Regions from separate parts of the Homo sapiens genome. Here region 1 is linked to region 2. A link is an interaction called in ENCODE POLR2A ChIA-PET data of the cell type or tissue named here. Cell type or tissue: IMR-90. All regions are shown on one strand. Each heading gives the region's core, and the rest is flanking DNA. Links, peaks and the distances in the headings are about the cores only.

What was found. ChIA-PET counts read pairs that join two places held together with the same protein. Peaks named below come from ENCODE experiments on the same cell type or tissue, not always from the same donor. Only the 100,000 strongest peaks of a DNase experiment are listed, where the experiment ranks them.
Region 1: POLR2A ChIA-PET joins it to region 2 with 11 read pairs; 4 of 35 experiments call an interaction of 5 or more read pairs at or near these places.

What each region holds. Positions count from the first base shown.
Region 1 is chr6:138,725,735-138,728,652 of GRCh38, reverse strand. It overlaps CCDC28A-AS1 (CCDC28A antisense RNA 1), which reads left to right. Exons shown (of 3, transcript NR_161205.1): 3 at 1,160-2,918. Among named protein-coding and RNA genes, the nearest start is that of NHSL1-AS1, 36 kb to the right of the region's middle. In IMR-90, for the core only: no CTCF peak of the experiment used is centred there; no DNase peak of the experiment used is centred there.
Region 2 is chr6:138,540,278-138,543,195 of GRCh38, reverse strand. It overlaps a transcript of NHSL1 not described here. Among named protein-coding and RNA genes, the nearest start is that of NHSL1, 42 kb to the right of the region's middle. In IMR-90, for the core only: no CTCF peak of the experiment used is centred there; DNase peaks (open chromatin) are centred at 1,605 and 2,565; H3K4me3 peaks cover 358 bases; H3K27ac peaks cover 2,227 bases.

The DNA of each region.
Region 1 (2,918 bases), core at 149-2,648, 190 kb before region 2:
ATTGAACCCAGCTCTAGTGGGTTAAATGTCTCTCCCTCCAATATTCATGTCCAGTGGGAACCTCAGAATGTGACCTTATTTGAAATAATATGGGGATTTTTTGTTTTGTTTTGTTTGTTTGTTTTGAGACAGTCTCACTCTGTCACCCAGGCTGGAATGCAGTGGCGAGATCACGGCTCACTGCAGCCTCGACCTCCTGGGCTCAGGCAATCCTCCCACCTCAGCCTCCCGAGTAGCTGGGACTATAGGCACATGCCATGACACCCGGCTTATTTTTGTATTTTTTTGTAGAGATGGAATCTCACTATGTTGCCCAGGCTGGTCTTGAACTCCTGGGCTCAAGCAGTCCTCCTGCTTCGGCCTCCCAGTGTGCTGGGATTATAGGTGTGAGCCACTGCACCCAGCCTAAAACCCAATCTTTATTGCATCTCTTTCTGCTAACCAACTGGCTTCCTTACAATAAATAATTTAATTTATTACAATAAATATTTATTGATTGACATACATTATTTTCTTCTTTAGTAAGTATTATTACTGATTAACAGATAGTAATTTGAGCCTGAAAATAGTGGGTTGTATAAGAACAGGCAGTAGGATAAGTTTGGCCCGTGGGCCATAGTTTGCCAACTCCTGCTGTAGAAGAGAGTTGCTGTTGCTTGTTCACCAAAAATAAATCTTACTTTCCTGAGAGGACCCTAATTTCCTTCTGGGAACTTTTCTCCTAGCCCCACCTGTCATTGAAAATGATCAGCGTGCACACTTCCAGTAACGCCACAGAAGCATGAGGCCCTGGCTACAGTGATTGGATCCATCTGAGTGAATATTACAGTTGCATGGGGTCTACTTTTTCTTTTTTGAGACAGAGTCTTTCTCTGTCGCCCAGGCTGGAGTGCAGTGGTGAGATCATAGCTCACTGTAGCCTCGACCTCCAAAGCTCAAGCAATCCTCCCACCTCAGCCTCCCGAGCAGCTGGGACCACAGACACATGCCACCATACCTGGCTAATTTTTAAAATTTTGGGTAGAGATAAGGTCTCTCTAGGTTGCCCAGGCTCATCTCAAATTCCTGGGCTTAAGCATCCAACTGCCTTGCCCTCCCAAAGTGCTGAGATGACAGGCTGAGCCACCATACACCCTGCCTCATTTTTCTTTTTCCACAGGAACCTGTGGTGATAAGGAAGATGTGAGCCTGGAGATACAGAAGCTACCACATGAATGTTAAAAATGAAGCTGACGCAGCAAAAGGCAGTGCCAAGGAACTAAAAGAAAACAAATTTTGATTACATTTTTGGAGTTCCTGGGTCAAGCAGTTCATGACACTGAGGCTTTTCCGCTACATGAATAAGTACTTTTTCTTTCCCGTTAAAGTGGGTTTGTGCTGGCTTCTCTATCACTCACAACAACTGGATACTAACTGAGGCAACACTTCCTACCTCTTACACACATTACACCCATAAAACAGAAACAACATCTAAAATTAGATTTCAACACAGCTACCAAGCAGAAAAGTTCAAATCAACAAGTTATGGATAATGTTTTATTGAAACTACATTTCTCCTCCCAATGTGAGTATGGTGTTGGCCAACATGTTGCGTGTTGATTCTGCTTGCCTTTGTGTCCTACATATAGGATGTGTACTGTGTAATGAATCGTTTCTTCATTATTTTTCTCAGCTTGCATGGTTGCCTCCCTCACCTCCATTCACAGAGCTCACTGTGACAGCATTCAACCTTGTCTTGGTACAAGTGTGTAATTTACATAATAGTCGCCTCTGTACTTTCCTCAGTAACTTAAACAAAGAAGACCATCACTCACTGTGCTTGCCTTTCAAATTAGATTTGATATCAAATTAAAGTCTCATTTTATTAAGTTTCTGAAGCCAAAGTCTTTGACCTATGAAAGTATGTTTCAATTATGAATGGAAAAGAGAAGCTTTGTGTTATTAACAGGAAAAGAATTCAAGTGTGATGGTTGTGTCAATGCCATTGGGACATGCCAGTAGTCAGTAACTCAACAGACAAGCCTGCTAGACCTGCTTTACTCATTTGTGGCGCTGTTTCTTCACTTTCTACTGACTCCCACCTGTGTTTCATAATTCTCTACATTGATATGGTTTATTACTTCTCATAGGGATCTTAAATTAATTGTGCAACTCGTTAGAGTCTCTTTATGTAAAATACATAGTCTTCATACTATTAGAATGTTACAATCTGGACCTACCAATGTGAACAAGTGAAAAAATGTGCTGTTTATTTTAACCAGCAGTGGTGTTTTAGTTAGCTATTTATCTCCTTATCTCCCAAATCTCAAAAACACTCAGTAGTTTACAACATGAAGCTTTTTTTTTTTTTTTTTTGCTTACAGGTCTGTGGGTCAGCTGGGATAACTCTGCTTCAGACTGTGGGTCATCTTGGCTTGGCAGACTTTAGGTTAAACATAAGACTGTGTGTCTCATTCTGGGGCCCAGACTGAAGGGATAGCAGCTAGCTGGTGCATGCTGTCTTCGTGGCAATCACAGGGGTGCGAGAGGCGGAGCTGAAGGACGCAAGCACATTTAAGTCTTTTGCGTGTGTCATGTTCAATGACATTCCATGTCCAGAGCCAGCTACATGGGTGGATCATGAATAGAGGGGAGAAATACACCCCACCCACTTCAGTGAGCTTTAGGTTTACATGACTGAGGGATGGAGGGAAGAATTTTGGACAATAATCTCATCTAGTACATATGGCTTCAATTTGTATGAACCCTATCTCTACTCCTCCAACCTTCTGATCTCAACTGCTATTGCTAATATGACCTGTGGGAGCGAGAGGACTTTCTATAACTAGGCTGAATTTTAAAGGAAGAGAATGACTTCCAGATAGCTTATTGGCTATCAATCTAGGAGCTCTTACAGCTGAGAAACATTTTGACCCAAC
Region 2 (2,918 bases), core at 129-2,628:
GTGTAGCAAGTGATCCATTATGGTCTGGGAAGTGAATTATGGCTAATCAAATAATATGATTAATAGCGAATAATATGATTAATAGCAAACTACCATGTGTACCATTCACAGATTATTCTAAGACGTAGAATAGGCCAGGTGCCATGTCTCAAGCCTATAATCCGAATGCTTTAGAAGGCCGCGGAGAGAGGATCACTTGAGGCCCTGAGTTCGGGACCAGCCTGGCTAACATAGGGAGACCTTGTCTCCACAAAAAATTAAAAAGTTAGCCAGATGTGGTGATATGGAACTGTAGTCCCAGCTACTTGGGAGGCTGAGGCAGGAGGATTGCTTGAGGCTAGGAGTTCGAGGCTACAGTGAGTCATGATTGTGCCCCTGCACTCTAGCCTGGGCAATAGAGTGAGACCCTGTCTCGAAAAAAATGTTTAAAGAATAAATAAAAATTAGAATAAAATGTTTTTACTACTAAAGCTACGTGGAACATAATTACACTTCTCTGAAATAGTTCTGAATGTAGATTTCTTAATTATGGTACATCAGCTTTAACTTTATAAATACTAATTATCTTTGCAGTGCTTCTCTAACTTCGGTGAAGACTTTTTAAAAGAAATTTCCAAACCATTACAGACTGATGTTTTGTAAAACACAAAATCATGTGCTTGTGTGATATCACCACATTGTCAAACAGCTATAAAAGTTCTTAAACATTTAATCTCATTTCCTGTACTAATCTAATTGTGGACTGGTAGTGAAGTATTGTCCTACTGGCACTGGTTAGTAGACAAATCTGCATTAGTTTCCCAGAGCTGTCATAACAAATTACTGCTTAGTGAGTGGCTTATCCAGAAATGTATTCTCTCACAGTTCTAGAGGCTAGAAGTCTGAAATCAAGGAGTTGGCAGGGCCGTGCTCCCTCTGAAGGCTCCAGGAAAGACTCTTCCTTGCCTCTTCCACTTCCTGATGGCTCCAGGCATTTCTTGGCTTTCGGTAGCATCACTTGAGTTTCTGCCCCTCTTCCTACCGCCTTCCTTCCTGTGTGTTTCTCTGTGTCTCTGTGTCAGATGTTTTTCTTAAAAGGACACCACTTATTGGACTTAGGGTCCACCCTTAATCCAGTATATCACTTCACCTTAACTAATTACATCTGCAAAGACCATATTTCCAAATAAGGTCATATTCCAGGGTTGTGAGCGGACATGATTTTGGGAGGACGCTATTCAACCCAATTCAGTGGACCGCATGTAAAATCACATAGCCTGAGGGCAGCTGCATGGGAAGTGTGTTTAATGGAAAACTGTAAGAATGATATCCAACATAGCTGCTTTGAGGATGCCTTTGAAACTATGGCAATGCAAATTTAAGATGAGTTTGTATGTGTAGGTAGAAGAGTTGAAAATGTACATACCCATTATGATCAGTCATGCAAAGGAAAATGTTGCCTTTTTATTTCCTTTAATCGATTCGGCTTCTTTCATGAACTTTTATCCCGCTGAGAAGGGGAAAAACAAAAAACAAAATTGAACTTAGTTCACTGCAGTCAACTCAGTGTGAGCCAAAAATTTAAACAGTTGCATTAGATAGCTCAGTCTGTTGGATGACTCAGTCTTTCAACATTCTCCTGCTTATCCTCCTTCTCTTCAAAGGGGACTCTGTTGCTAAGTCCCCCTTATTAGTATAACAGAAGTAAACCATGCTAAAATATGTACTTTTGAAATCATTGGTGTGATTGTTACACAATGTTGAAAATTTTAAAGCAGACTCTCTGCTGTTGAGTTTTAAAAACGAGGTAATATTTTTTAAATGATGTTGCTTTTATTCTTATTTTTTTTGAGACAGAGTCTCGCTCTGTTGCCCAGGCTGGAGTGCAGTAGTGCGATCTTGGCTCACTGCAACCTCCGCCTCCTGGGTTCAAGTGATTCTCTTGCCTGAGCCTCCGGAGTAGCTGGGACTACAGGCATACACCACCTTGTCCGGCTAATTTTTGTATTTTTATTAGAGATGAGGTTTCACCATGTTGGCCAGGCTGATCTCGACCTCCTGACCTCAAGTAATTCGCCGCCTCAGCCTCCCAAAGTGTTGGGATCACAGGCGTGAGCCACCACGCCTGGCCTGATGTTGCTTTTAATATGGACAGGATGCATACATATATCCTTCTGTGCCCCAGGAATAATTTCACTATATTTTATAAGCATCACAGACCTCAAGTTCCTGAATTTACTAATGGATTTTACCTGGTTTCGCATTCTCTCTAGGGACTTTTAACCTGGTTTGTGTTAGACAGGTTCTTTCCCTTCCTCAGCCTTTATGTGTCTTCCAAGAGGTAGAAATCTAGTTTCATGGAGCAGAAAAGTGGTGAATTCTGTGGAATTGGGTGTGTCCCAGCTGCCTGCATGCCCCGAACGATAGGGTCCTATACTCTTCTGCTTCACAAGTTACTGATTTAGGAAGGCCTTTAAGTTGTCTAATAATAGCAAAGAGTTATGTTGGAGATTACAGCTATGAACAATCTCAGGCATGTGCCTCTGCTCCCACAAGGGCAGTTCATATTAGAAACTAACTCTATCCTTCGTCATCGTGCACCCTGGAACAGATCACAGGCCTCTTTCCAGTTGTCTTTTGTATGTTGTGTATGTAAAAGAATTCCTTAGATTCTTTTCTTGGCAGCATTTGGAAAATAATGTTAGGAATCAGAAACAGATTTGTTATTTCTGTGCTGAAACAAGTGCATTTTTCAAGTGAGCTAGTAAGCAACCATTTGCTCTGGAAGGTCCCTAGCCCCTTCTTAAATCTGGTAATAAGCTATCAGATAATCAGTGAGCAAAGTTTATGCTAGTTGATTCTGAGCACCATTTTGAAAGACTTTTAAAAATCAAAATGCAAAGCAACCCTGGGAATATTGCATCTGTGTGACTCTGGAC